2 separate regions of the Homo sapiens genome follow, and region 1 is linked to region 2. Evidence: chromatin loops called from intact Hi-C (ENCODE). Cell type or tissue: Calu3. All regions are shown on one strand. Each heading gives the region's core, and the rest is flanking DNA. Links, peaks and the distances in the headings are about the cores only.

Evidence for each region. A loop is a pair of places that touch in the nucleus more often than their neighbours do. Peaks named below come from ENCODE experiments on the same cell type or tissue, not always from the same donor. Only the 100,000 strongest peaks of a DNase experiment are listed, where the experiment ranks them.
Region 1: a loop joins it to region 2, with 2.8 times the contacts of the local background. A loop is called at or near these places in 9 of 110 quality-filtered maps.

The regions. Positions count from the first base shown.
Region 1 is chr18:22,969,531-22,985,232 of GRCh38, reverse strand. RBBP8 (RB binding protein 8, endonuclease) reads right to left here. Exons shown (of 19, transcript NM_002894.3): 6 at 10,014-10,080; 7 at 2,840-3,015; 8 at 243-347. Among named protein-coding and RNA genes, the nearest start is that of RBBP8-AS1, 44 kb to the right of the region's middle. RefSeq lists a silencer at 9,421-9,621. In Calu3, for the core only: no CTCF peak of the experiment used is centred there; a DNase peak (open chromatin) is centred at 6,642.
Region 2 is chr18:22,905,020-22,920,721 of GRCh38, reverse strand. The region is part of intron 2 of RBBP8-AS1 (RBBP8 antisense RNA 1); the gene reads left to right. It also overlaps a transcript of RBBP8 not described here. Among named protein-coding and RNA genes, the nearest start is that of RBBP8, 20 kb to the left of the region's middle. RefSeq lists an enhancer at 5,597-6,204. In Calu3, for the core only: no CTCF peak of the experiment used is centred there; a DNase peak (open chromatin) is centred at 6,711.

The sequences.
Region 1 (15,702 bases), core at 2,779-10,778, 65 kb before region 2:
GTAAATCACAGTAAAGCCTTCTTTACTTAAAATTATTAGTAATTTATATTAATATGATTAGGGATATTTATATGAATAGGATAACATTACTTTCCAATATGAAAAAGATAGTAAACTAGTAATATAAACAAAATTATATGGAAAATACCTTTAAAATATTGTCTAAGTTAGACTGTGGGTCACTGTTACCCACCAATAACCACAATTTTAAACTTGTAAAGTAATCTCAGTATCTTGCTTACTGGCCATTGGAGATTGACTTTGGTCATAAGTGTCAGCTACTAGAATTTCATTTTCATTAGGATTATGTTGTGGATGAGTTGAAGACTTGGAAACTTTTCTCATTTCTAAGGGGAGAAAAAAATAAGAGATTACACAATAAACAATGATGATGAAAAGCATTATCAAATTATTTTTATTTATTCATATTTAAAATTTTTATGTATTATCTGTATTTAAATCCAATATAAGTACTGTTTTATTGACATAATTATCATATTCTAAGAAGTAAGCTCCTTTAATTTCACTAAGAAACAAAGCTGTTTAAGTTAAGACATTGGGAGAGAGGGGACTAGAACAGACAGCTTCTTCTAACCCAAATTGCCTAGAGTAGTAACATTTTAGTGTTACTTCTCTTTTTATATTTGTTACAAATCAGCAGGTTAATTTAAAAAGGTATACTGGGCTGGGCACAGTGGCTCATGACTGTAATCTGAGCACCTTGGGAGGCTGAGGCAGGAGGATCTCTTGAGCCTAAAAGTTCCAGGCTGTAGTAAGCTACAGATCACACCACAGTACTCCACCCTGGATGACAGAGTGAGACCCTATCTCAAATAATCAATCAATAAACAAATGATCAATCAATCTAATGTATACTATATCATTTATCTCCATGATCTTTGTTTTAGAGTTTCTATTTTCGGGAAGGAAACTCTGAAGCATGCTTTATCAGAAATCACTCCAATATTTAAAGATTTAGTTCAAAGAAAACCAAAATAAGGACAAGGTAAAGTGAAATGGTTTTACTATTTATAACTTGAGAGTAATATTAAAAAGCATTATAAACCTTAAAATAAGCAAGCAAGGGAAGTTAGAGAACAGGACTAATTAGTCATTAAAGCATTTAAAATTATTATTATTATTATTATTTTTGAGATGGAGTCTTGCTCTGTTGCCCAGGCTGGAGTGCAGTGGCATGATCTCAGCTCACTGCAACCTCCACCTCCAGGGTTCAAGCAAGTCTCCTGCTTCAGCCTCTCGAGTAGCTGGGACTGCACGCGTGTGCCACCACGCCCAGCTAATTTTTTATATTTTTAGTACATACAGGGTTTCACCATGTTAGCCAGGATGGTCTCGATCTCCTGACCTCGTGATCCACCCACCTTGGCCTCCCAAAGTGCTGGGATTACAGGTGTGAGCCACCGTGCCCGGCCTTAAAATTATTTTAAAATCATTTGTATGGCTCAAGGTTATCGTACATCTTAAAACCAAATTTCAGATTCCAAGTAAAAAATGATCAGAACAAGGTTAAAGCAAGTGAATTAAATTTCTAAATAGTTACATGCTGCTTTCATACAAAGAAGAAATAAACCAGAAGCATTTATATTGGTTACAAAAGACTTTCCTAATATGGAATTGTTTTCTAGATATTCTTATTTGTGAATTTAAACCTGATGTAAATTATGCAGTGATTATCTTTAATGATTCATGTCCTGTCTGATAGCAAACTAAAAGGTCAACGGATATTCATTTTAGATCTATGATTTTACATTTTAACTTAGCTCCTATTTAAGTGTAGGATTTTTAACAGTTCTTTTGTTTTCCACTAGATGGTGATACAAACGCTTATAAAGTGGGGGAAAACTGTCAATGTTCCAACATCTAAGAATAAGATCTGCTTATTTGTTTAAAGGCATATTTACTGTCAACAATTTATTTGTATTATACAAATATAGTAGTACATATATATCCCCCGTCCCCCATGCTTTCCTTGTTGCAAATAGTTTAGGTTAAAAATTAAAGTCTTTACTGTTTGCTTTAGATTAATACTAAAAGTAATACTTGTATCATGGCACATAACAAATTTTGGGACTATGTGAAAAGACAGTTTTAAAGCATTTAGCAGAAATGATAAACTAGGCTGGAATTAGAAACATGTCACTGAAAAGCCACAAAGTGTACATATTATAACACCATTTCTTGATTACCACTAACTCCTACAAATTACAACAAATAAAAATAGCCAGTTACAGACAGCTCCAATGGCAGGAGTACCCATGTGGCAAGACCTGGAGAGTAGGAAAGTTCAGAGCTAAGAAGATCTGTATTTGAATTTTGACTCATCTACATAATAGCTGACCTTGAGTGAGTTAACCTTTCTAAACATATCTTTCCTCATCTATAAAACAAAAGAGCTGATAGTTATCTCACAAGCCTGTTACGAGAATTAAAACATAGCAATAATACATGCAAATCACTCAGCATAATACCTGGTACACAGGAGGTAGAAATTAACATTAAGTTCCTTTCCTTTTTCCTTCTATCCCACTTGGATATATACACATAGGAATATTTTTAAAATAAAAAGAAAAAAGAAACTATTTACTACATTTATAAAATATGGTATATTTACATGTCATATAGATGACACGTATCTATACATAACACGGGCAGAAAACGCCTTCTCAGTCACTTTACAAATAGAAGTTAAACTCATAGTTGTACCATGGGATACCAGAATAGTGACTATCTTCTTATCACTAGATTGAATAACATAAAAACTAGTAGATGAACACTGGTTTACAAAACCAGAGAACTAAAATACAACTCCAACTCTTACCATTTGCACACACAGAGTGCTCCAATTTAGTATGTGTTTGTTCTATGTATCGGACATGGGGGTTCTCCTTTCTTCGTAGCCGGTTAACGCCAGAAAATGAGAAGGCTGTTATCGGTGAATCTGGAATAACGTCTTCCTCACATTCAAGCTCAGCTGCTTGATGCTGTTGATCATTCCTAGAGAAGAATGACAATGGAAAGAAAATCAATTCAATGAGTATTAAAACATTTACTACATGGCATGGAGTTACAGTAGAACACAAACATGAAGCTCTAAGGGATGTAATCCCTTGCATCTAATGTTCCAAACCTAAGTAGATAAGTACACGAATGATTACAGTACCCAGTGGGAAATACTATGTGAGAAGTGAAGTAGAAAGTATAGTCAATAGCACTTCAGGTGAAATTAAAAGTATTTCAAATTGCAGACAAGATCAGGAGAGAACCCACAGTCTGAGGAAAGGCATGCAGTACTGTGTACTTATGTTGGAGAAGGGAAAGCTGGAATTACATGAACGAGAGCCATGAGCTCAATGTGCACATAATGTAGAAAGCAAGAGGAAAGAAATTAAGGTTTTAGAGCTTGGATATAATGTGACAATCTAACAGTATTGTGCAAGATTGGGACAGAAGGACAGGAGGCAAGGAAATCAATTAGTGGCTATAATAGTCCAGGCAAGCCGCTCTGTCTGCGGTCTGAACTAGAATATTTTAAGTACATATGGAAAGGAAAGAACGTTAAACATCATGGTAGTAGAATTAGCATGCTTGACAAATACAGGATGAGAACACTAACAATGATAACAACCAATTTTTGTTATGTGTTTACACTGCCCGGCACTATTTAAATTATGAGTTTAATTATCACAACTCTGTGAGGTATTACTACTTTCATTTTACAAATGAGGAAATGAAGATACAGAAGTCATTTACTAAAATAGTAACAGAGTCAGGATTTAAATCTCAGCAGTCAGACCCTAACAATAACACATTGTTAACCAAATGTGTTATCCATAGTCTACAAGAAGGCTTCAAAATTTGAGTTTCTGTTACTGCTTTTATCTAGGCCCCCTTATAGTCTACTCTCAACAACAGTCACAAGAGTCCTATTAAGAGATAAATTGGGGCCGGGCGCGGTGGCTCACACGTGTAATCCCAGCACTTTGGGAGGCTGAGACGGGCAGATCACAAGGTCAGGAGATCGAGACCATCCTGGCTAACACGGTGAAACCCTGTCTCTACTAAAAATACAAAAAATTAGCTGGGTGTGGTGGCAGGTGCCTGTAGTCCCAGCTCCCGGGAGACTGAGGCAGGAGAATGGCGTGAACCCAGAGTCGGAGCTTGCAGTGAGCTGAGATCGTGCCACTGCACTCCAGCCTGGGCAACAGAGCGAGACTCCGTCTCAAAAAAAAAAAAAAAAAAAAAAAAAGACATAAGTGGCTCACACCTACAATTCCAGCACTTTGGGAGGCCCAGGCAAAACCCTATTGCTACGTACAAATATATTAAAAAATTTGCCAGGCGTGGTGGCACACACCTGTAGTCTCAGCTACTTGGGAGGGTGAGGTGGGAGGGTTGCCTGAGCCCAGGAAGTCGAGGCTGCAGTGAGCTATGATCATGCCACTCCACTCCAGCCTCGGCAACACAGTGAGACCCTGTCTCCAAAAAAAAAAAAAAAAACCCCAAAAAGACTTAAGTCATATGGATGAAATCTCATGAAAACCCTGTCACATCTGCTCATTTCACTGAGAACACAAGCCAAAGTCCTTTGATCCATGAAGATCCTACATGACCTGATGGTGCCCCTCCCATTTTTCCTCTCTGACCTTTTTTCCTATTATACTCTACTCCTGCCACACTCTCTTCCTTGAGGTTCCCCAAACACACCAAGCATACTCCCACCTTAGGTTCTTTGCACCAATTGTTCCACCTGCTTGGAATGCTCATCCCCAGATACCTACATACCTAATTATCTCTCTAATCTCCTTCAAGTCTGCTGGAATTTTACCGTTTAAAATTGCAACCTCCCTTCACACACCCTAGTACTCCTGTTCCCTGTTATTCTGCTCTATAAACTTTATCCACAGCATTTACTGCTTTTTAACATAGTATGCAATTTACTCATTTTTATTTATTTAGATTTTTTTTTGAGTCTGAGTCTTGCTCTTTTGCCCAGGCTGGAGTGCAGTGGTCCAATCTCGGCTCACTACAACCTCTGCCTCCTGGGTTGTAGTGATTCTAGTGCCTCAGCCTCCTGAGTAGGTGGGATTACAAGCGTGCAACACCATGCCTGGCTAATTTTTGTATTTTTAGTAGAGACAGGGTTTCACCACGTTGGCCAGGCTGGTCCCAAACTCCTGACCTCAAGTGATCCACCCGTCTCGGCCTCCCAAAGTGCTGAGATTATAGGCGTGAACCACGGCGCCCAGCTGCAATTTATTTATTGTATCTATTGCTCACCTGTTAGAATATAAGTTCTAAGAGGATGGGATCTTTGGTTAACCGATGAATCACAAGAGCCTACCACAGTAGACATACAGTAGGTATGGCGTAAACATTTGTTGAGTGAATAGGAGACATTCCCAGATTCCACTAGAGAATAAATTTGTGTGGATCTAGGCATATGTTCTTGCCCAACTCAATTCAGGATCAACTGTAACTGAAAGATTGGGTTTGAATTGAATTGTGAATGTTGAGTAAAAATAAAGTTAATTGACTTTCCCATGTCAAACCATTACTGACCTTATTTGCCAACCAATTGTTACCAGTCTGTCAGACATTTAGGCTTTACATGACCAAATCAGTCTGTCCTATTAGACTCGTATCAACTTGCAATACTATTTCCAAATAAAAGCTTATATAGTGAGAACTGTATGAACTATGACCAACAGAGATTTTTAAGAAACATTAATTGGAAGACAAAGACTAATTTTTCCCAAAAAAGATTTACACTTTAATTTCCTGAATGATACCAATATTATTTGTAGGCTTTAATCCTACATTTTATACCAAGGAACAATCTTTAGAGCTAATGTCTAATTATTTAAAATTTTTTAAATTTTAAATAAAATAAACATAAACATAAAATAAAATAAACATAAAATTATTTAAAATTTTATTTTATGTTTTTGAGACGGAGTCTCCTTCTGTTGCCCAGGCTGGAGTGCAGTGGTGCGATCTCAGCGCACTGCAACCTCTGCCAGGTTCAAGTGATTCTTGTGTCTCAGCCTCCCGAGTAGCTGGGACTACAGCTGCGCGTGCAACCATACCTGGCTAGTTTTTGTATTTTTAATGGAGACAGGGTTTTACCATGTTGCCCAGGCTGTCTCAAACTCCTCACCTCAAGTGATCTGCCCACCTTGGCCTCCCAAAGTGCTGAGACTACAGGCATGAGCCACTGTGCCCAGCCAAATTTTATTTTTAATTGACAAATAATAATTGTATCTACTTACTGGGTTCAACAAAATGTTTTGATACATGTTTACAGTGTAGAATGATTAAATCAAGCTAATTAACATCTATCACTTCACACACTTATCTTTTTTTTGTAGTAAAAACATTTAAAATCTACTTGGCAGTTCTGAAATATACAATCATTATTAAGTCACCATTCTGTGCAATAGATCTGATATCTAATTTTTTAATCTCTTCCTGTAATTTTCTTATTCTGGAAAAACAGTAAGTTAAAGTCATATGAGAAAGGCTTATAAATTAATGGAGTGTGAAATCTATCTGACCTAGCTTTAACTAATCACGTCACAGCCTGCTTGCCTATTAGTCATAAAAATTCCACCTGAAACATGAATGAGTCACGAGAAGCAATTGATTTCCTGGCAGAGTCAATGTGGAAGAAGCTGGGATCACAAAAGGAAAAAACAAAAAAACAAACAAAACTAGCTCTAACTAGAGGTGCCCAAACTAAGTAAATGAGTGCTGGCTTTGTCTTCCTTTGTCATAAAAGGAAAAAACAAAACTCCATATGTTAACCAAGTTCATCCTTTAAAACACTAGTCTCACTGATTTTCTGAGAGAAAGAGTTCACGTCACAGCTTTTGGTTAAATTAATTATGCACACTTGTCCTCCTTTCACTTTTCCTTCTGATGGCTTGAGCTGTTTGATTTATGGACCTCTGCTCCCTCTTAAACTCCTGTCAAAACTGTTTTAGTTGGTTTCTTCCCTAAAGACCTATAATTATGGATCTGGGGTTTCCCTTCATGAGTCTGTAAAAAAGTTTTAAATATTCAGCTTTTTTCCTTTTCTACTCTGAAGAACTTACATTTCCAGTTAAAACATAATTTAAACTTAACGAAGTAACATTATAGCCATTGTAGGGGAGGTGGCAGTACTGCTCCACTGATCAGGCTATACCTAGAATATTGATTTCTTAATTCAGATATTGACGAACTAAAACATTTTTAAAAATTCACAGTTTGAAGAGTTGAAGTAATGCCACATGAATGAACAGAGGATATTTAATGCCACAGTTAATGAACAGAGGATATTTACTCTAGAGAAAACAAGACTCAGGAGGGCCATGATAGCTGTCTTCATGTATCAAAAGAGTCGTCAAGTAGCACAGGAGAAGAGACTTGCTTAAGATGGTCCTGGAAGGCAGTCATAATCAAGAAATATAACTTATAAGCAGTGTAATTTCTATAAACTTAGAATTTTCTAATAATTTTGTCTCACTAAATTTAAATAGGCTTGGGAAACAGTAAACTTCTACTAGACGTGTTCAAACAATAGCTATTTGTTAAAGAAGCTGTATAAGGAATTCAATTTAGAAGAGGGTTGAATGCAATGAGTTCTACAGTCCTTTGAACTCTTACGTGTATAGACTCCCTTGACTTTCACTGACCCATCACATCTATTTTCTAAAACGAAAAGAATGATGACCTCAATACCTAGCTTTATACACATTTTTAACTTTATAGTGGCAAAATTTTACTGAATAATTTTGGTGTCACTAATAACTGCCCTATCATATAAGCCATCTTGTAACATCAAAACTAGCTCAGAAGAGTTAGAGTTACTGCATTTAACAAGCAGAAGTCAAATAATATTTTCTTCTAAAGTTCAGGGAAATTTCAGGCACAAATAGCATAATATGACAGTGGTTTAGGTGATCAGAGAAAATTAGGTTGCCTTTACAAGATGATACTTGCTTTTTTAAAAACAAAACAAAACAAAACAAAACTGCTGAGCAAAATGCAATTTCTTTGCGACCAAGCTACAGAAGAAGTTGGTTCATGAGAATCACAACTATCTTATATTTCAGAAGAGAATAAAAGACACAATCAGATCATCTCCTATACTCTTTTGACTAAGCATGTCCTAAATAAACATACATGCCTTAAGCTCATCTATATGATTACTCTTTCCTGTAATTTCAAACTTTAGCCTTCACTTCTTTTCTAAAATTTGAATTTCAACAGGAAAAATGCATGTGCTTGAGAACACTAAAAATAAATTCTAAACTAATTAGAATTCATATTTCTACCAAGCAAATGACACGATATAGTTTCAACCTAACTTATACACATTGGTTTTTGAGGCAATCGTCTATCTAATTCTGTGTTAACTTCTACACACTTGGTATCTCATCCCTTTGGTACTCATAAAGATCAAGGCTGATGTGTTCAAAATACCATAAGCTACGTACATACATAATCACTTCACATAAATTAATGTAGGTCAACAATCACTTATCTAAAATCCTTGGAACCAGACGGGATTCCAAATTCATATTTTTTAAAAAAAATGAAAGTAATACAGTAATACAGAACATATATACATAATTACATAACAGCTCCAGTGGAGTCTGAAGCATCATCCTGTAATCAAACACATTGATATTTTCACAGCAAAACATATGAATACTCACATGAAGTGGGATAAAGACTATAAACAGCATTCTGCCATTGCAGTGAGGTTAGGTTGTGAACAACATTTCAAAAATAACCTTTTGGGTTTTGGAATTCTATGTAACAGATTGTGGATCTGTGTCCTGTGTTCTCTCTTCATTATACAGCATTATTAAAATTAGAAAGTGTTGACATTTTCTTACAAACATTTTATAACATCAGTCTGATCTCATAGGTTCCTTTCCTCATCTGACTATTATTTCTCCTCAAAATTCCCTTTGGCTATCAGTATTCAGTAGACCAATCACATGGGAGGAATATCAGAATTCTATTGGATATCCATTATCCTAAAAGTATACCAGTAAGAATGATAATTCTACTTGTGAGATGTGTTCATACAAAAATAACTATTCTAAGCCAAAATAATGTTACATCTACATAGTTTTACTGAAGTTTTTGTAGATGTCTACTTAAACGCAACAGGATCTTTAGGAACGCTATAACGCCATTAGGATTATCCTGAATCCTAAGTTTTCAAAAATAGTATATAAGCTTTATATAAATGGGAACTAAAAGTTAGTCATATCTCTGCTCTGCTCTGCATTAGTCAGATCATATCTAGAAAAATATTCTTCTTTTGAGACAGTGTTGGATAATGGAAAGAAAAGAGGCTTTTCAGAAAAAATATGGGTCTGAGTGACAGTCCTATTACCTACCAGCTGTAAGACGACAGGCAAGTTATTTGACTGTGACCTTTGGTTTCCCCATTTGTAAAGTGGGGATAATAAAACTACTTTGCAAAGTCACAGTGAGAATTAGAAATAATAAACATAAAACACAAGAGGAAGTGGCACACAAGATAAAAGTTACTGGTTTTATTCTTTAAGAGAAATGGGGAGAAAAGGGAGAAAAACAGAGGAAGGAAGAAGTTCTACAGGCCTGAGTACTATATAAGAGGAAACACTTATTCAGTTTGCCCTTATGAAGCTTCTGGGACAGGGCTGGAAGGGAGCTAACAAAACTCAAACATCTGTTTGAAATATAAGTATTTTAATAATGTATTATTTATAATAAATCATTATAAAAATTAAAATGTTTTAATTACAATGTTGACACTTTCTTCAAGCACTAATCTAAGAGATGCATTCACACTATACTCTCAAAACACAAAAATGTAGTGATTTTCTTTGTATTTTTTAACTACAGAACACTTCATAATTTTTAAAATGAAATCTGCAACTCTTACAGTTATCTTCATGGTTTGTATAGCTAAATAAAATAAAATAACAAGGTTGGAGGAAAATACTTACTCAATTTTCTGCTGGAGTTGTTCAGAAAGCTTTTTATTTTCTTCCTGTAGAGTATTCCTTTCATTCACTTAAAAACAATGTGAAAAAGAAGGCAAATAATATATTTATATTAACATCTATGTTAGGCTTTCAAATAAAATATGTCAGCATGTATGAAGAAATTAGTACTTCTAATCCTAAATCATAATGTTTATTCAGGGTTAACACTAGTGTGCGCAAAACTAATTCGTTACTAGGTAGGGAGTACTACATCTCACACCGTGCCAGTTCCATGTAACTGATTAACTGATAATTTTATGTAATGCTTGCAGGCAAAAGAGGGTACTTCATGTACTAGGGAGTATAATTATACATACTGAGGACAAGAAAGCATTCCATCTGGTTACTCAGTCCTACTAATTTCAAATACCATTTTAGCAAGAGTCTCTATCTTGAAATTAATTTGATCATAAAAATAAAATAGGCCAGGCGCAGTGGCTCACAGCTGTAATCCCAGCACTCAGAGGCGGAGGTGGGTGGATCATTTGAGGTGAGGAGTTCGAGACCAGCCTGGCCACCATGGTGAAACCCCGTCTCCACTAAAAACACAAAAATCAGCCGGACATGGTGGCGCATGCCTGTAATCCCAGCTATTCGAGGTGGAGGCAGGAGAATCATTTGAACCTAGGACGCTGAGGTTGTAGTGAGCCAAAATAGTGCCACTGCACTCTAGCCTGGGTGGCGGAGAGTCTCAAAAACAAAACAAAACAAAACAAAAAAACACCAAAAACGCTGAATATCAGTGTAATTTTTATAACAAGCACATTTATCAAATCAAATTTTCTTCTTAGTCATACTCTAGGTTTCATGAATAATTATGGTTATCAGTAACTTAAATATATCCATTGAAGAGTATCTGTTTGTTTGAATCTCCACCAAATTTTCCTATCTGTATTTATTTAATTTGTAAAGCAGAAATCCAGTTTTGGGCTGTAACTTCTACTGGAACCAGCATAAAACTCTCATCAATGCTTAGTATGATGTCACTGGTTAAGCATGTGTTTTAGCAAAAGAAGTGGATCCCAGAAATCAGGTCACAGTAAATACAATCAACTTTCACCAAAGAAGGTTAATTGTACTCTAAAATTTGTTAATAATTTAGTGGTTTATAAATCTAAACATATTTTCTTACACTGAGTAAATTTTCTGGACTATCTACAACATGTGAGGTTATTAAACTACTTTCGTGGAGGATCCAAAAAAATTAAGATATAGACAGTGACCTAAAGCAATGTGCAGTCTAACAAAGGAGACAAGATACTACATAAACATGTTTTATAGGTTTAAAAGTGACAAGGGCAATCGAGAAGTACAAATAAAGTACTAAGGAAATTTCCAAGGAGAAAGAGGTTACTTTGGGCCCTTGAGAAGATCAGGAAGGCATTCATCAAAAAAAGGGCAACTGAGCTGGACAGGAGATTATTCTACAGAGAGAATCAGTGGAACAAAGACTGGGTATAATAAACGGTAGAAAGTTTTCAATAGCAGGTTAAGAAATTAAAACTTTATCTTATAGATTACCAGGAATCATTTTTTATAGATGAATGATGGGAAGACTGATTTGTTAGTACATATAGCATATACCAATGTGAGAAGAAAGTATTGACAAGACAAAAAGTCAGGTGGTCATTAAAAGAAATGAATATCTGGACCTATGTAGAGGTGGATAAACAGGAAGTAAAGACCAGTAGAAGAACTGTAACAGAGGCAGAATCATAGTATTTGGCAACTCATCCTTTGTAGGGTTCACAGAAGTCAAAGATGACCTTAGATTTCTGATTAAGATGGTTTACTTGATTTTCCCTCTCCAAATCCAAATAAAATGACAACACTCTAAAATAAGTCTACTGCAGTATTAAAAAGCCAGAAAGGGTGTCACTAACAGATCAGAACTATAAAAAATTTCTGAATTATTTAAAAATAGGCTCAGATTGATGGTAAAATCCAATGAAAAAGGGCCTTTAAAAAAGGGAGTATTCTTAGAAGAATCTCATACCAATTCTAGTATCAGAGGCAACATGGCCCACAAATTGCTAAACGGGTAAATAAAAGGTGCCTAATAGTTGCCCTTAGGCTAAAGTCATGAGGATAGATCTCTAAAAGTTTTGACGTAGGAGTCATTAATAAATACCGAGACAAGAAAATCAGAGCAGTGCTCCCAAGTAATTTATAGTAGACACAAGAAAAGGCGCTTTCACGCTCAGAAGACCAACTATCCATACGGAAAAGCTCTCTAGCAAGGTGTCTTTCCCTCCCATTTTCAGTCATTAGAGTAGGGTCCCTGTAAGATTTATTATCAGCAAAGCAAGGATTCTCCCTTGGGCTAATTGAAAGGTAATTTTACTTAAAGGTAATTTTTTAAAAAAATATCTAGCTTGTAGGGCTAAAAAACCCCAAAACTATACAGAAATGAAATACTGGGCAAGAGCAGAATGTAAGTGGAGAAGATCATCAAAGTTAAGTGCTTTAAAATTCTTATATTATTCGGAAGAGAATTAAGATATTAACTTTAAAAATGCAAAGCGGATCAACCGAGGTTAGGAGTTCGAGGCCAGCCTGGCCAACATGGCAAAACCCCATCTCTACTAAAAATACAAAAATTAGTCGGGCGTGGTCGCACGTGCCTATAATCCCAGCTACTGGGGAGGCTGAGGCAGGAGAATTGCTTGAACCCAGGAGACAGAGGTTGCAGTGAGCCGAGATAGCATCACTGCACTCCAGCCTAGGAGACAGAGCAAGAATCCATCTCTAAAAAAAAAAAAAAAGAAATAAACAAGATTCAAAGCATCCCAGCTAATTCTTTGATTTTTTTTTTTTTTTTTTTTTTGAGAGGGAGTCTCGCTCTGTCGCCGAGGCTGGAATGCAGTGGCGCAATCTTGGCTCACTGCAATCTCTGCCTCCTGGGTTCAAGCAATTCTGTTTCAGCCTTCCGAGTAGCTGGGATTACAGATGCCTGCCACCATGCCCGGCTAATTTTTGTATTTTTTTTAGTAGAGACGGGTTTTCACCATCTTGGCCAGGCTGGTCTTGAACTCCTGACCTTGTGATCCACCCACCTCAGCTTCCCAAAGTGCTGGGATTACAGGCGTGAGCCAACGCGCCTGCCCTAATTCTTTGGATCGTAACAGAACCTTGCTGGCAGAAAAACTGAATGAACAAAATGATGATTTAAATGTATGTTCCCCAATTAAAACATTAACATATCAAGCCTGTCTGTTTTAGAAATTAAACACTGGGGCCAGGCACGGTGGCTCACAACGGTAATCCCAGCACTTTGGGAGGCCGAGGTGAGCGGATCACGAGGTCAGGAGTTCAAGACCAGCCTGGCCAACATAGTGAAACCGCTTCTCTACTAAAAATACAAAAAATTAGCTGGGCGTGGTGGTGGGCGCCTGTAATCCCAGCTACTTGGGAGGTTGAGGCAGGAGAACTGCTTGAACCTGGAAGGCAGAGGTTGCAGTGAGCAGAGATGACGCCACTGCACTCCATCCTAGGTGAAAGTGTGAGACTCCGTCTCAAAAAAAAAAAAAAAAAAAAAAGAAATTAAACATTGGTTCACCCTAGAAAAGCTATCAGTAAAACTTACTACATGAACAGATGCTAAGAGTTTTATAAATTCACAATTAAGCAAAACTTGGCAAAAGAGGTACAGAAAGAAATATCCATAACTTAATTTCACGTATCTACTAGAAGGCCACAGCACACTTAAATGTAATATAGTCTAGTCTTCCCTTATGTATCAACTGCTATTCTGGGCAGTATTCTAAAGCCCCTTAGGCCAATAAAGTATGTAAAGAAAAACAATCACCAAAAGAAACTGTAAAAATAATTGAAAGAAAAGACGAAATTGTCACTATTTGCAAATATTTTTACCTAGACAATCTACAGCAAAATAAAGCTAATGAAAGACCTCAGAAATCCTTAGTCATCTTCCAATGATGGAGTGAGTGGGAGGGTCGGGGTGGTTCCTGGCTAGTGAGACTGAAGCAAAAGTTATTGGGTGGGTGTTCAAAGAAGCTTTTTTTTTTTTTTAAAGACTCTCCTGGCATGCTCATTTCAGCCTTTTGCTGCTGCTTCTTCCTTCTTGTATGAATGCAGTTACGAGGCCTGAAAAAGTACCTGCCATCTTTTGACTGTGAGACAGTAAGCTTGAGGATGAATGCCTGCAAATTCTAAAGATGGTAAATTTCTACTTCACATTCCATGTTAAAAATTCCAGATGGATTAAATATGCAAATTTACGTGTGTGTATTTTTATATTCTTGGGGATAGAGAAAGCCTTCCTAAACAAGGTAAGAAAATATACAAAACTTCCACTTGTCAAGTAGTTATAAAATGAAGTCAACAGGTAATGGCAAAGTAGAAAATATATGCACAGCATATCTACCAAAGTGTAATAATCCTTCCATAATATATAAATAACTCTTAGTTATTCACTAAATTAAAAGATACAAACAGCAAATAGGGCAATTTAAGACTGGGCAAAGAATAAATAAGCCATTCACCCAAGAAGACGATCATATAAAATAATACTTGACTGGAACAGTAACAGGGAATGCCAATTTTAAAAAGGTATCATTCTTCACCCACCAGATTGAATATTATTAATACATTTTTGCCCAAATCTGAAGAGGATGTAAGAAAATAAAAATTCTCAAACATTCAAACAAAAAGTTGAGCAGTCCATTAAAGTGACAATAGCTAAAAAATTGACACCTATACTATGGCATACAATGCAGCCATTTAAAAAAACGTTGTCTTATACTTTAACACCTAGATAAGCTTTTTTGCTTGCTTGGAGTTTTTGGCTCTATTTTAGATAAAGTTGCTGGAAATCTATTAGATATGTAGACATTATTGGAGATTATTTCCAGTAGTACTAACAATAATATTACTGTGGATCTCAACTACAGTTGGCCTTCTATATCTGTGAGTTCTAAATCTGTGGATGGGAAACATTTGGGAAAAAAAAATTCTACAAAGTTCCAAAAAGCAAAACTTGAATTTGCCAGACACCGAATACTACATTTAATTCACACAAATGAAGTGATGCGTAGAGACTGCATTTGGTATTATAAGGAATCTAGAGATGATTTAAAGTATGCAAGAGAATGTGGGTAGGTTATATGCGAATACTATGTGACTTTATATAAGGTACTTGAGCATCCAAGGATTTTGGTATGCGTCAGGGTCCTGGAACCAATACCCTACAGATGACAAGGAACAACTACATATTTATTGAGATGTAACAATTTTCTACTCATTGATAATATTCTTACATTCCTAAATAAATGTATGCACACGTTCACCCATATACACCACAGAATCTATAGACATATTAACATGTAAAGACTTCCAAGACATAGTCTAAAGTGAAGTAACACATTAGAACACAAAGTATGGTATGATAACATTAAAATTCAAAAGAGAAGGGAGGGAAGCGGGGTCTAACAAGGCACAGAGACAGAAAAACCTGGACCTGGACAGATATGTATCAGACTATTAACAGTAGTTACCTCTGGGAGCAGAATAAAGCTATATTCTTTCTTACCTCTTTTAAAAACAATGAGCATATATTCAATATTCTTGCTTGAATAACCACAGGGTAGCAATATAATTAACAGAAAAAAATAAAAGACAGAATTAGTTT
Region 2 (15,702 bases), core at 3,515-11,514:
CTAGGTTATTATAGTAGTAATACTCCTGGGTATTATTAGCTACATAAAGTTATAATCAATCTTATATTTCTTAATGTTTCGAGAGTCATTGAGAAATTCATTAGATTTAAAATATTTTCATGTTGGAAGGAAGTGTTTCTCACTCCTAATCTGAATCATTGTAGATATGATAGGCAAAGAACTTTCAAGGGAATAGATTTAAGGTATAACTTTGAAACTAAAAATTTGTTATTCAAGTTACATTTTCACTTTGTCAGTGATACATAATTTCTAAGATAATAGTTTCTGGTTGTTCTTAAGGCTGTATGTCTTTAACACAATGAACTGTTATGTACTCTATTTCCCAGTTTTGGATTTATAGGCAGTTTAGTTGTTAGTCTTGAGTTATGCAAATTAGCTATTTGTATAAAACCATTTATTTATCTATTGAGACAGCATTTCACTCAGTTGCCCAGGCTGGAGTATAGTAGTGTGAAGACAGCTCACTGCAGCCTTGATCTCTTGGGATCAAGTGATCCTTCTAACCACTGTGCCCAAGTAATTTTTTATTTTTTATTTTTTGTAGAGACAGAGGTCTCACTTTGTTTCCCAGGCTGGTCTTGAACTCCTGGGCTCAAGCAATCCGCTTACCGTGGCCTCTCAAAGTGCTGGGATTATAGGTGTGATCCACCATTCCCCACCAGAACATTTTAAAAACATATTTAAAATTTTTGTTTTTTTCCTGCCTTCTTTGCAATTGTTTGTAGTAATATCTACTGTAAACATTTAAAAGTAAATGCAAATTAAATACTAATTTTAATGACTAGTCACATAGGCTAAATTGCTTACGTAGCTAATAAAATAGTTTTAATAAGAATATATAATTAATTAGGCTAGACATGGTGGCTCACACCTGTAATCCCAGCACTTTGGGAGGCCACGGAGGGTGGATCATCTAAGGTCAGGAGTTCGAGATCAGCCTGGCCAACATAATGAAATCCCATCTGTACTAAAAATGCAAAAATTCACCAGGTGTGGTGGCATGTCCCTGTAATCCCAGCTACTCCAGAGTCTGAGGCAGGAGAATCGCTTGAACCTGGTAGGCAGAGGTTGCAGTAAGCCAAGATCATGCCACTTCAGCCTGAGTGACAGAGCGAGACTCTCTCTCTCAAAAAAAGAAAAAAAGAATATGTGATTAATTAGTGGGCTAAATTGGTGAAATGATGCTTTTGTCTTTCTGCACACCATCTACATACAGTGTCTACAATTTAAGTGAAAAGATTCTTTTATCGTGGACTTAAATTGAAATTATAGCATCAGCAGAAAGCTTTTTGTAAAGCGATTAAACATCTTTCAGGAAATTAAAGTTGATTACAAGAGCTCAATAAGATCAGTTTGTGTTATAAATGGATTATTAGTTGGTTCTAATGTTAACTCTAAACCAATTTTTTGCTCTTTATTCATTCATTGGAAGATGTGTCAATTGACCTCTTTTTAGTTAAGCAAGCTCTCAGAATGTTTGTCGTGGTATTCTGAACTCCCTCTGACCAATACATTTCACAAAAAGCTCCTCCTTTGTGATCTTTGCTCATCGGCTTCATTCCCTAATCAATTAATCAGTCTAAGACTAATTTAATATTATCTTTAGAAAATGTTAAATCCTCTTCTATCTTCTTGTGCTCTATACATTTTGGACTCACTCTGCTCATCATTACTTGCTATCAAAATAATGCAATATAATTTAATATTAGCCTATAATAAATTTAATTCAGAAGGGAATTTTTTTGTAGGAGAAAACACATTCCAGAGTCCTGAAAGAATAATTTACTTGGTAGTAGAAAAAGCACAATCCTTAGAGCATATAGAAATTCTTAGGCTGAGGTGGGAAGATTGCTTGAGGCTAGGAGTTCAAGATCAGCCTGGGAAACATAGGGAGAACACATCTCTACAAAAAATTTTTAAAAAAATTATCCAGGTGTAGCGGCATGTGCCTGTGGTCCCAGCTACATGGGAGGCTAAACCTGGGTGACAGAGTGAGACCCTATCTAAAAAAAGAAGAAAGAAAATAAATTCTTGGCCAATTAATTTGACGTCATGTTAGATAATAGACAAAAAAAAGCTGTTGGAAAACTCAGAAGGCACAAGTAAGGTACAGCCATGCACTGAATAGCAGTGTTTTGATCAGCAGTGGAACACAAATGCTACAGTGGTCCTATAAGATTATAATACCACATATTTTTACGGTACCTTTTCTATGTCAGTATATGTTTAGATACACAAATACTTATCACACACACTATGTTACAGTTGCTTACAGTATTCAGTACAGTAGCATACTGTACAGGTTTATAACCTGGAAGCAATAAGACATACCATATAGTCTAGGTGTGTAGTAGGCTCTGCCATTGAGGTTTTGTAAGTAGACTTTATAATGTTCACACAACAATGAAATCACCTAATTTCTCATTTCTCAGAATGTATCCCTGTTGTTACTTGATGCATGAATGCATTATAATTTGAATTATCCATGTCACGCTTTCTTCCATTAGTACAGATGATTGAAATTGAATTTTTAAAAAGTATTTAAGGCTTTTAATCATCTTGGTGTACCACTCTCAAAATACTTTTAACAAAGACTTCTTTGAAGTGAATCTTTAATTGGATTGGATTATATGGGTTTCTGATTTTTTAAATTTAAGAAGGTTAAAATATTTTCCAACATTATATGTTTTTTTTTTTTTTTTTGAGACGGAGTCTTGCTCAGTTGACCAGGCTGGAGTGCAGTGGCGCGATCTTGGCTCACTGCAACCTCTGCCTCCCAGGTTCAAGCAATTCTTCTGCCTCAGTCTCCCGAGTAGCTGGGACTACAGGCACGCACCACCACACTGGCTAATTTTTGTATTTTTAGTAGAGACGGGATTTCATCATATTGGCCAGGCTTGTCTCGAACACCTGACCTTGTGATCTGGCTGCCTCAGCCTCCCAAAGTGCTGGGATTACAGGAGTGAGCCACTGCGCCCGGCCCCAACATTATATCTTAATGCCTTCCAAGATTGCTGATTTTATTTTTATCTTTCTGACAAAAACGTGCATATTCTAAGTTAAAGTTGACTTCTCTTACTGAAAGAAAATACTGAAATACTTCAGGAAATACCGAAGCTATTTGTTGAAATGTATTATATAGTCTGTAAAAGGGGTAAGAAGGATACTGACATTTGCTGAGCACCTGCTATGTTCTAGGAACTATGTGAAGTGTTTTACATGATATCTCATTTAATTCTTCCAATAACTCTGAAAGAATGGTATTAACTTAACTTCCTTAACTAGATGGAGAAAAGCTAACTCAGAGAGTTAAATAATTTCCAAGGGGAACGTAATTTGTAGCAGAGTTATTCAGACCCATGTCAATTTGGCTCAAAAGCTCACATGCTTTTCAGTATACTGCCTTTTCTCTTGTAAAGTTAAGAAACAAATGAAAGCGATTTTTTTCAGAGTCCACTTGGACTGAACTAAAATGACCAAATTTAGAAGCATTTTCCAGGTAGGATTTTACCTGTGATAAGATAAGGTAATTAGTAGAATTAACATTTAGTACCAGGAATCAGAATTGAAATTTTTGGCCTTTGGTTCTCCAACTTTCTGTAATCACATTTCCTAGGAATTCCTCAAATTAAAAATGTTTAAAACTTTTTTGAGCACTTGTGTGCAAAGCTTACCCCTTCAATAACAGCTTCTATCACCTCTAAGATGGGTTTTTAAGTCCTGCAATTTCTGTCTTCATAACAAAATTTTCCTGTCAGTTCTAACCAAATTTAAAGAATACTATATTAACTTAGGCAAATCCTAAATTATGAGCATTTAAGAATGACTAAAATAATACAAAAATATATACATACTAAGAAAATAGACAGTTGAGACAGCTTAAAGCAATATTGAGTCAGAAAATGAGAGCGGGATCCACAAGTTGGGCAAATATGAAAGAATGTGAGGCTTTCATCAGTCTGAAACAAAATAATATGATGGCATTAAGAGATTGGGGTTTGAAGTGGTAGTCACCTTTGTTATCAATGGCAATCCCATATATATTCAGCCATTGTCCCAAAAATGTTTGGGGCAATAATGGTATAGATTAAAATATAAAAACAAATGATTTTTTAGTTCACCAAAGATTCATTAACACACTATACAACATAATTTTACCTTTTTAGATTAGATTTCATGTAGTATTCAGAAGAGTCAATGTAGGGTAGTGAAAAAATTACTGGTCTTGGTGGAAGTCAGGAAACCTGGATGTTCTGGCCCCAGATCTACCCTTAGATTATATAATAGTGACTTAGCTATATTTTGGGGCTTTTCATTTCTTAACTCAAAAATGAGATATTGGATTCATTGGTTATTCTTTAAATGTCCCTCTTAGGTAAAAAATGACATAATTCTAAGTGCTTTTAGTGGAAAACACATGAAGATATTCAGGAGGGAAAGAAGTTGCAGTTGTTAAGAAAGCTAGCATTGTTGACAGAAAGAGTTATGCGAAATTGTGCAGCTAGGAATAAAAAGAAATGCATCCTCGACTAAAAGAGTAAAAAAATTTTAAATGAGTGGAATACTTTTTGACTAGGCGCTGAAGTATGTTGGTCTGTATAAAATACATACACACTCCTAATTTGATTGACAAATTTATATATCCTCAGTTTTAACAAAAATATCGCAATGTATCAATATTTTAAAGGACTAAATTTATGGAAAATACATGAAAGTAATATCTAATAGGACTTACATATATTTGAAAATGAAAATTCCATTAAATGAAAATTGTAAAATCCTCTCCCAAAATACAGAGTTAAGCTTGAAATTTTACCCATGGATTTTATATAAATGTATATCTAGTTCTTAAATAGCTTTCTTCAAAACCATAAACATAAAAAATGCTCAATAAATAAATTAGAATCCCAAATTAAATTTATCTTTAAACAGTAAGCCCTATGTTTTAAACACGGTGTGGTTTAAATTTTTTAAATTATCATATGCAATATATTCACCAGAAATACTAACAATGTGCTCTATTGGTATATATATATTACCTGAAAACTAGGTTTCATGTAGTAAATTCAGAAAAATTCAGCCAATTAAAAGTTTTGATCCATATTACCAAAAACTTGTCAAAATACAATTTGTGCTGAATAAAATTAATATTGGCTTGCTGAATCAGCACATTGCTTTTGCAGATACAACATTACATAGCTTTTCAGCAGTTTACCTGGATTACCAGAAATTCATGCAGAACTGCCTAGAAGTAGGACTATGAAGCATCCAAGGGTTTTCCCTGCAAAAAATGAAATCTCATCTGAACATTTATTCACACTTTTAAATTTATTCTTTGTCAACATCCTAAGGAAACTAATATTATAGCCTTTGAGTTAGAAAATAATTTTATAGCCTTTGAGTTTGAACATAGTGACAAAGTGGGAACCCTAGGGACAATGAAAAGGATGCATCAGTCTTGCTCAGCTCAAAGCAAAGTCCTACTAAGATGACAGGAAAGCATTCAGTATAATATGTTAAAAAAATTTTAAATTCCCAGATAAAATCATATGTCAGCTGTTATGTTAAATTAAATGCCCTAGAAGACATGTGCTTCAATTCAATCTAATATCAGTAAATAAAGGGGTAGGATGGTATGCCAACATAAATCTAAAGGGATTGGTAACTTTCATTTTACATGATACAAACTACTAAAATAAATTAATTGGATTACGTAAAGAGAGAGATAAAAGGAAGATTTTTAATATAAATGAAAGGAAGATCCAGGTATTCTTTAACCTAAAAAGTTTTTCAGACCTAATAGGCATGACAAAACCTGTCTTCATTCCTTTCTATTCAGCTCAGCAAGTGCTTTTGAGCTCCAATAGTTAATCAGTTACCAGATTCCACGGTCTTTGTTTTTCACACTCCTCAATTTTTACTGTGAATTGTTCCTCTAATGAATGTACTTAGGATCACCAGCCGGCCAATGCTTTTTTTGGCCTTAAAAGGGCAATTATTATTTATCCACAATTAGATTTACCATATAAAATTGTTACCATATAGCAACAGCCTATAAAACATAATAGTTACATTATGAAGGAAGTAGATGGCTTAATGTAAATCATTAATATGTGAAATTTATTTGGCAAAATTATTCAGTCCAGCTTTTAAAATGACTATAGCCATGCACAACTTACAGAAAAGCATAGTAAGAGAATATTATATACCAAATAACCTTTATGCAAACAATCAATGAACATAACGCAAGTGTTATAAAACAATATCTAGCTTTACAGAAAAGGTATAATGCAGGTATTACTATGTTAAAAATTGATTATCTTTTTAAACATCATTTCTTAATTTAACTTTCCAAAATGCATAGGAAACTGAGAAATTTTAAAAATATACTTACCCTTCGACTTATTTAGAAAACCTCTGCTCTTGGTGAAAAGCAGAAATTGTTTCACTGCTCACTTTCCCTGAATCTATCAACTTAAACATTAAATCAGTGAACACCACCTCTCTGGACCACACTGGTTTGCTAGACACTACTGCTATGTGGAAGAGTTCTGCTGCATCTAAGCTATATACTGAGTGCAATGGATAACCTAATATGCCTTTCATTTAACTGGCTGGGCAGGTTTCTACCGTCTGTGGAACATGGAATCAAACCAGAATATGTTGGCACAACAGGCCAGTAAAACCGGTTCTTCTGTAGATCCAGAACCTGTCCAACCAGTCTGTATCAAAGGCTAGCCCAACTTGCTGCAGCGGCTCAGCTCTGCTAAGCTTGTACTGGGTGGGTTATCCCCACCTCCTGTCAACTCCCAACAAACTACTCAGAATGTTGTAGCCTCCAGCAAAATAATTCAGAGTTCTAGTGGGAGGGGTAGATCTGTGTCAGGTATAGCAAGAGTCCATTGTTATAAGACTCTCGTGGTAGACATATATAAGCAAGTGGTCTATTATCTTCAGAGGTAGGTAATCCTTTTAAACATGTATTCTAGGGCATTCTCTTGACTACAGCCTCTAGAAATAGATTACCTATGATGAAGATGGATCCTATAATGCCTGACCTTTTCCACTAGTCTGCTTGGCTTTGCTTGATCTAGCTTAGCCTTGAGGAGCGAGATTGATATTCCCCACAGGGTAGTGGGCTTGAGAGCTAGAAGGAAGCATTTCTAGAAGGAGAGAAACAAGGTGTAGGTTGACCAAACATTTGCCTGGGTGTGTTATCTTCCTTGTTCTCAAATGATCCTCATACCATTCCAGTCTAAAATTGGAAAAACTCCTACTTCTACATACTAGGGACAACTTAAAAAGGTTTTGCTCTGAATATTCAACAGTTCAACACAAAGTATTGGTATCAACTATGTTTCAAGAACTGTGCCAGGTACAGGGTTCACAATGTAAGTAAAATTAGTAAAGATGAGAGCAACGTCAAAGTTCTCGATTAAGCGTGTCTAGTAAGTTTTGGAAAGAAGAAATGAGCAGCAAAACATTACATTTTGACAGAAATTGGTTTGTATTAAGAGAGATCATGTGGGATTTGTTCTTACTCTCTCATAATACTTGCACATTTAGAAGCAGTATTTCCTGTCTACTGACATAGTGTTTCTGAAACCTTTGTGCTTAAGAATCATCTGAAGTGTTGATTAAGAGCACAGATTCCTGGGCCTAACCACCGCAGATTCTGCTTCAACATTCAATAGGAATGTTGCCCAAGCACTTCTAGTGATTCTGATGCAATTATTGCAGGGACCATAGGCACAATTCCATGCTCAGTTTCTTTTCTATTTTTATACCTAATTAAAAAGAATACATATGAACCAAAAGATGCCATTTTTATTTTTGTATTTCTAGTGTCTAGAACACTGACTGACACTTAGAAGGTACTTAATAAATGCTTATCAGAGTTAAGCAGTTGCTAGATCTCAGGGGAATCACAACTAGTAATGACTATATGAATCAAACTCCACTAAATACTGTAATTATAATAATTGAGATGGGAGCTCAGAAATGGGAGTGAGTATGACTATAAGTATGGGGAAGACTTCACATGGGAGATGGGTTTAGAGGCTTTTCTTTTTAAACCATGGCCAAAGATTTCTATCTGCAGGGTAACAAAAGGCTAAAGGAACAATAAAAATAGTGCCTTTGATTTGATAACAGTAACAAAAGTGTTAAGTATATGAGGACACCATGAATTCAAAACTTGGTAATAAGGTTATTTTCTACAGCAGGGTCAGCAGATTTTTCCTTAAAGGAGCAGAGACTAATAGAGTTTGTCAGCTAGATTGTCTCTGTCTCAACTATTCAGTTGTAACAGTGTAGCACAAAAACAGGCATAGACAATAGTCATTTAAATGGGTGTGATATTGTGAAATACGTGTTTGGTCTTTGACCCTTTTTCCTGGTGTATGACTCCTAAAATCCTTACTCTCCAAAGTGATGTCTTTGGATGCTAATGAGTTGACTGGTAGCTGGCAACCCCTAGGTAGCTTCAGGATGGGGGCTGGTCACCAGAAAGACCAAGGCAGGATTAGGGGCTTAGGATTTTCAGCCCTTCCCTACAACCTGTGGGTTAAATTGATCACTAATGGCCAATGGTTTAATCATACCTATGTAATGAAGTCCCGTGAAAACCCAAAGGACACAATAGCTTTCCGATAGCTGAACACATGGAGCTTCCTGGAGGGTGGTGCACTGGAGAGGGCAGGGAAGTGCAACACCTCTTCTAACGTGCCTACCCCATGACTCTCTTCACCTGTACCTGTGGCAATATCCTTTACTGTAAACTGGTAAACGTAAATGGTTCCCTTCAGTTCTGTGAGTTGCTCTAGCAAATTAATCAAATCCAAGGAGGGGGTCTTGGGATCCCCAATTTATAACCAATCAGTTAAAAGCACAGGTAAAAATAACCCAGGACTTGTTGGCATCAGAAGTAGGGGGCAGTCTTTCGGTACTGAGCCCCAACTTGTGGAATTTGATTTCTAGGTAGATAGTGTCAGAACTAAATTGGAGGATACCTACCTGGTATCTGCTGCAGAATTCATTACTTGCTTGTTGGTAGGGGAAAATCTCCACACATTTGGCTGCAGAAGTCTTCTGTGTTAATTCTTGGTGTTGAGTGAGAGAATAGAAAAAGTACTTTGAGTTTGAGTGTGCTTTTTTCCACACGATTGGTATGGATATGTTCTAATAAAACTTTACAAAACAAGGGGCAGACCAGATTTGGCTAGTAAACCATAGTTTGCTGACCTCTAATCTAGAGTAAAACCTGTGAATTGTTAATTGAAAAATTAACAAGATTGCATAATTGTCTAGGCAAATTGGCTTTTGAGTCATAAAGACTTGGGTTCCATCGCAGTTCTGTTCCACCCTAGCCTTGTCACCTGAATCAAACATCAGTTTTATTTATAAAATGGGAAGCAAAATAATAGTACCTATCTCCTAGAGTTATTACAAGATTCAGATGATAATTTATATAAAGGTTTATCTGCAAATCTAATACACAGTAAGCGCTTGATAAAATGTCAGCTGAAAATAAAACTAGTTAAACATTGCAGGTGAACTTGTTTATTTCTGTTGTTCTTGAAATCCCAGTAAAATGACAGTAGAGAAACCAAAACTGCATGAACCCTTAAAGACCAAAAAGATTGAGAGACGTAGCGGATAAGAGACGTCTATGTGTTTTTGCAAGGAGGAATGAGAATGAGTGGTGACTTAGCAGAATAGAGAGGAAGTCTGACTACTTGCCATGATAAAAGCATGTCTGTCTCTACTGTAGAATGCTGGAAAAACTCAGGATTTGGAGGTACAAGTTCCCCTTAAATAGCCTTGGGGAGTAGAGTGGGCTTGGAATGGAAGGATTGGTTGAAAATCTGTTTAAGCAACAGTTTGCTCCGTTGGTCCCATCTCAATGAAGAAGCCTGGATTCTTCAACCTTGACAGAGATAGATAGGACTTGTTGATTCATGGTAGAAGAGATTATCTCAGGTTTGTTCTAGATTTGGGAATACTAAGCAGAACTGAGAGTGGATGCTAAAGCACCATACTGAAATCAAATGATTATATGATTTTTCCTATTGGTTCTATAACACATTAACCCTCAAATATAGTGGTTTAAAAAAAACACAAATTTATCATCTTATAATTCCAGGGGTCAGAAGTCCAAAATGAATCTCAGCGGGTTAAAATTAACGTGTCAGCAGAGTTGTCTTTCTTCATGGAGGCTCTAGAAAGAAATTTTGTTTTCTTGCCTTTCCCAGCTTCTTTCAGCCACCTGCATTACTTGGCTCATGGCTTCCTTACTTCTTCAAAGCCAGCAATGGATTTTTCATGTCATATCATTTTGTCCCTGACTCTCCTGCCCTCCTCTTCTGTATTTAAATCCAACTGAATAATCCAAGATAATCTCCCTTTGTTAAGGTCAATTTTTTAGCAAGCTTAATTCTACCTGCTATCTAAATTCTCTTTTGCCATGTAACATAACATGTTCATAGGTTCCTGGGATTAGGATGTGTGGACATCTGTGAGAGGCCATTATTCTGCCTACCAGAGAGATTAAGTCAGAGTCTGTGTATTGGTTGGTGAGATACCTATGTCTGTTCATCTGCTTGGTTTCCAAATGCTAGTGACTAGGTTCATATTCTTCACTCACAAAGTAGGAAACTGGAGAACTTCTCTGAGAAACTCTCAAGACCCTGATCACCGTAATGCATTGGCTAAAAACTAGGACTGGTTTCCCCCCACAGGGGACATTTGGCAATGTTTGGAGAGATACTTGATTGTAATAACTAAAGATATGCGCAGAGGTGTGCTACTGGCATCTCGTGGATAGAGGCCAAGGATGCTGCTAACCATTTTGCAGTACACAGGGAAGCTCATCTTCCTGTTCCCCAAAATAATTATTCAGTTCAAAATGTCAATAGGGCCAAAGTTGAGAAATCCTACCCTAATATTAAGTCTATCAGTTAACATCACCCTAACATAAATCAATGACTGATTAGAGAGCATGTAACATGAAAAAGAGAGAGGAAGAGAAACCAACAGGTAAAATGAACATAGAAAAAACAGTCAATGCGGAGAATAGAATAGTGTTTTAAATTGACTATATTAATATGTTCAAAGAAATAAGACAAGTTACTGATTGTGTAAAACAAGAATAGAAAGGCTATCCAAAAGTAGAACTTTTTGAGAACAAAAAAGAGATATTGGAAAGTAAAGATATGATAGTAGAAAGGAAGTCAGTAACCCAGGTAGAGTTTAGTGATTTCACAAAGATTGCCAGATTGGTTAAAAATGTAAGACCCAACTATATGCTGCCTGCAATAAACATATTTTAGACATAAAAAACCAAATAGGTTAAAGGTAAAAGGACCAAAAAAGACATACCATGGCAACACTAATCAAAAGATACTCATATTACTATCAGACAAAATAGGTTTTAGATCAGAGTATATTACTAAGGATAAAAAGGGTCATTTCAAAATGATAAAAGGGTGAATTCATCAGGGGTACCTAATATAATTGTACACATTCATGTGTCTAATGATACAAATGGAAAACACACGAATCAAAATCTGATAGAACTGAAAGGAGTACAGGAAAAATTTATAACTAGATCCCATAATTATATCTGAAGATTGCAATACTCCTCTTTCAATAATTGATAGGGTAAGTAGACAGAAAATCAGTAAAAGTGTAGAAGGCTTAATTAACACTATCAACCTAGTAGATGTAATTGACATTTGTAGATCACTTTAAAACAACAAAACACACATTCTTTTCAAGTGCACATGGAACATTGACCAAGTTAGGCTATATTCTAGGTCATAAAACAAGTCTCAAATTTAAACAGACTCAAGTAATACAAAGTATGTTTTCTGATGACAATGGCATTAAGTTAGAAATCAATAACAGAATGATGTGTGGGGAATTCCCCAAATATTTGTAAACGAAACAACACACTCCTAAATAACTCATATGTCAGTGATGAAATCAAACAGGAAAGTATTTTGAGCTAGATGGTAATGAAAATTCAACATATTAAAATTGTGGGATGTTGCTACAGCAGTACTTAGAAGGAAATTTATAACACTAAATGTGTTTTAAATAAAATATAGACATTAAATGTCTATGTTGGAAAAAGAAAGATCTCGAATCAATGACCTCAGCTTCCACCTTAAGAAACCAGAAAAAGAAGAGAAAGAAAATAATAAAAATTAGAGTAGAAATCAATGAACTGGAAGACAGATAGAAAAAATCAGTACAACCAAAAGCTGCTTCTTTGACTGAATCAATACAACTGATTTAAACTTCTAGCCACACTGATCCGGGGGGAAAAAAGGATTAGCGGTAGGGGGAGAAAACACAAATTTTGAATATTTGGAATGAAAGAAGTGGTATCAATACAGATGCAACAGATGAAAAGTGTGAGAAGGAAATATTATGAATTTTATGTCAGTATGGTCAACTTAGATGAAATAGACACAATTACTTGAGAGACACAAACTATCAAAGCTAATCCAAGAAGAAATAACCTTTTATTTATTAAATAAATTTAATTTGTAGTTAAAGACCTAACCATAAAGAATTCCAAGCCAAGAGTTTCACTGGTAAGTGGTTTCACTGGAATTCTTACAAACATTCCAGGAAGAAATAACACCAATTTAATGCAAACTTTTCCAGAAAATCAAAGAGGAGGAAATAACTGCCAATTCATTTTATAAGGCCAGCATTACTCTGATACCAAAATTAAATACATTGCAAGAAAAGAATTTTATAGATTCGTATTTCTTATGAAATAGTTATAAAATTCTAAAAATTTTAGCAAATTGAAGCCAATGATTATTTCAATAGGTGCAAAAAAAATTTTGGACAATATTTAACAGACTTTCCTGATAAAAGGTATTTGTAAGCTAGGAATGGAATTCACTCATTATGACAAGTGGCATCTATGAAAAACCTACCGCTGACATCATAGTTAATGGGGATAGTGAAAGACTGAGGCAAAAAAGGCAAGAAAAAATAAAAGGCCATGTAGACTGAAAAGGAAGAAGTAAAACTGTCTTTGCAGGTAACATGAGTATCTGTGTAGAAAATTCTGTAGCATCTACAAAAAATATTCTAAAACTAATAATTGAATTTAGCAAGCTTGTAGTAAACAAGATCGATATACAAAAACAATAATAAATAATAGCAATGAATAACCTAAAATTAAAATCTGAAAAACAATACTATTTATAATAGTATATTGAGTAGTACCAAAAATTATGAAATATTTTGGTATAAATTTTACAAAAGATGTGTGAGAACTGTAACTAAACACTATAAAATATTGCTGATGGACATTAAAGACTACTCAAATAGAGAGAGATACAGGGTTCATGGATTGGAGGACTCTTTATTCTTAAGATATAATTTCTTGGCTGGGAATTGTAGCTCATGCTTATAATTCCAGCACTTTGGGAGGCTGAGATGGGGGTATCGCTTGAGCCCAGGGGGTCAAGGCTGCAGTGAGCTGTGTTCATGCCACCGCACTCCAGCCTGGGCAACAGAGGGAGAAAAAAAGATGTAATTTCCTCCTAAATTGATCTATAAATTTTATGCAATCCTAGTAAACATCCTAGCATTTTTGTATAAATTGACAGGTTGATTCTAAAATTTATGTTGAAATGCCAAGTCAGAACAACTTTGAATAAATAGATAATTTATACCTAGTGATGTGCTGATGTTTAACAACTAGCTCTCTGGAAATACTTTTGTGGTATAAATACACCATGGCTGATTTCAAGCTACTAATGTGACATCACTGAACACAGGGTACGGAAGAGATATACAAGATCAGTTCTTGTGAATGGGTGCAAGCCAGTTTCAGCACACCACTTATTACACTACATGATTTTAAGATTTATCATAAAGCCACAGTAATCAAAATGGTATGGTACTGGCATAGGCAATAAAAATTCAGTAAGAATGTATAGAGAGTTCAGAAATAGAGCCACACATATATGACCAATTCATTTTTGACAAAGGTGAAAAGATAATTCAGGAGAAAGGAAACAGTTTTTTCAACAATAGTGCTGGAAGAATTGGATATTTACATAAAAAAGAACTATCCATACATTATACAACTGTTAACTTAGATCATGGTTCTAAATATAAAATATAAAACTTCAGAATTTTTAGGATAAAAACTTTGTAACCTTGAGTTATACAAAATACTTACTATGTATGACACCAAACGAATGATTCAAGAGAACAAAATTCATAGATTTTACTTTGACAAAGTTAAGAACTTTTGATCTTCAAAAGTCATAATTAAGAAATGAAAGGATAAGCCATAGACTGGGAGAAAATATTTGCAAATGACATATCAGATAAAGGGCTTATATCAAGAATACATAAAGAAGCTGGGAGCGGTGGTCTGTGCCTGTGGTGCCAGCTACTTGGGAGGCTGAAGAGGAGGATTGCTTGAGCCCAGAAGGTCAAGGCTGCAGGGAGCTGTATTGCACCACTGTACTCCAGCCTGGGCAACAGAGTGAGATACTGTCTTAAAAAAAAAAAAAAAAAAAGCATGTTTGTATTCTGATTTATATAAGCAATTTTTCTAATGAAAAAAAAATTAGCCTGGCTTTGTGGATCAGACCTGTAATTCCAGCACTTTGGGAGGCCGTGGCGGGCAGATTACCTGAGATCAGGAGTTCAAGACCAGCCTGATCAACGTGGTGAAACCCTGCCTCTACTAACAATACAAAATGAGCCAGGCGTGGTGATGCATGCCTGTAATCCCAGCTACTAGGGAGGCTGAGGCAGGAGAATTGCTTGAACCCCAGAGGTAGAGGTTGCAGTGAGCCAAGATCACGCCATTGCACTCCAGCCTGGGCAGCAAGAGCGAAACTCCGTCTTAAAAAAAAAAAAAAATCAAACCTAGATAAAACCATTAATGAAATGCAGAAGAAATATCTAAAGAACTTTGGAGCTGGAGGTCTGTATTATGGTTCTATTCTGTCACTTTGGGTATCGTTATTGTGATTTTCAGTTTGCTTAAAATGAGGGAGTTGAAATGTTTGGCTTATAAGGTCATGTATAGCTGAAAAATTCTGTGTAAAATATGGAGAGTTCTCAAGAAACTATTATGTGGAAGATAGTGTTCTGCATTCACATTTGTAAGTGTTTTAAATAATTTTTATAGGATCAGAATAACTGATGGACCCTTACATATCTCAGTATTGTAATTAAATAATTTTGGGGGTGAGGTAACAGAATCCTATTCTCAAGGAAAATTGTAAGCAAATGTAACATAACAACTATAACTTTTATGGTTTTAGGTAAACTCAATTTTTACAAAATAATTATATTTTTAAGTAGAATTTCTGATCACAATAATTTTATTCCATATTTTTGAAATATCTAAAATATTCTACCAATTATTTTGAGTTTTACTTTTGCTATTTAGAATGATAAAGAAAAGCCCAGTTGGCTATCTTTCTGTATATAATTACATCATTTTTGAGATTTGAGAGGATTTATTTTTGTTAATACTAGTTTACAATACCTCCAAGAGTAAAAATCTATTTGAGATAATTCTGATAAGCATTATTAGTTTAAGAAATTACATGATACAATATATCAGTCTAGCAAAGTCATACTTGTATTCCATGAATATATACAAATAAAAATAAATTAAAATTT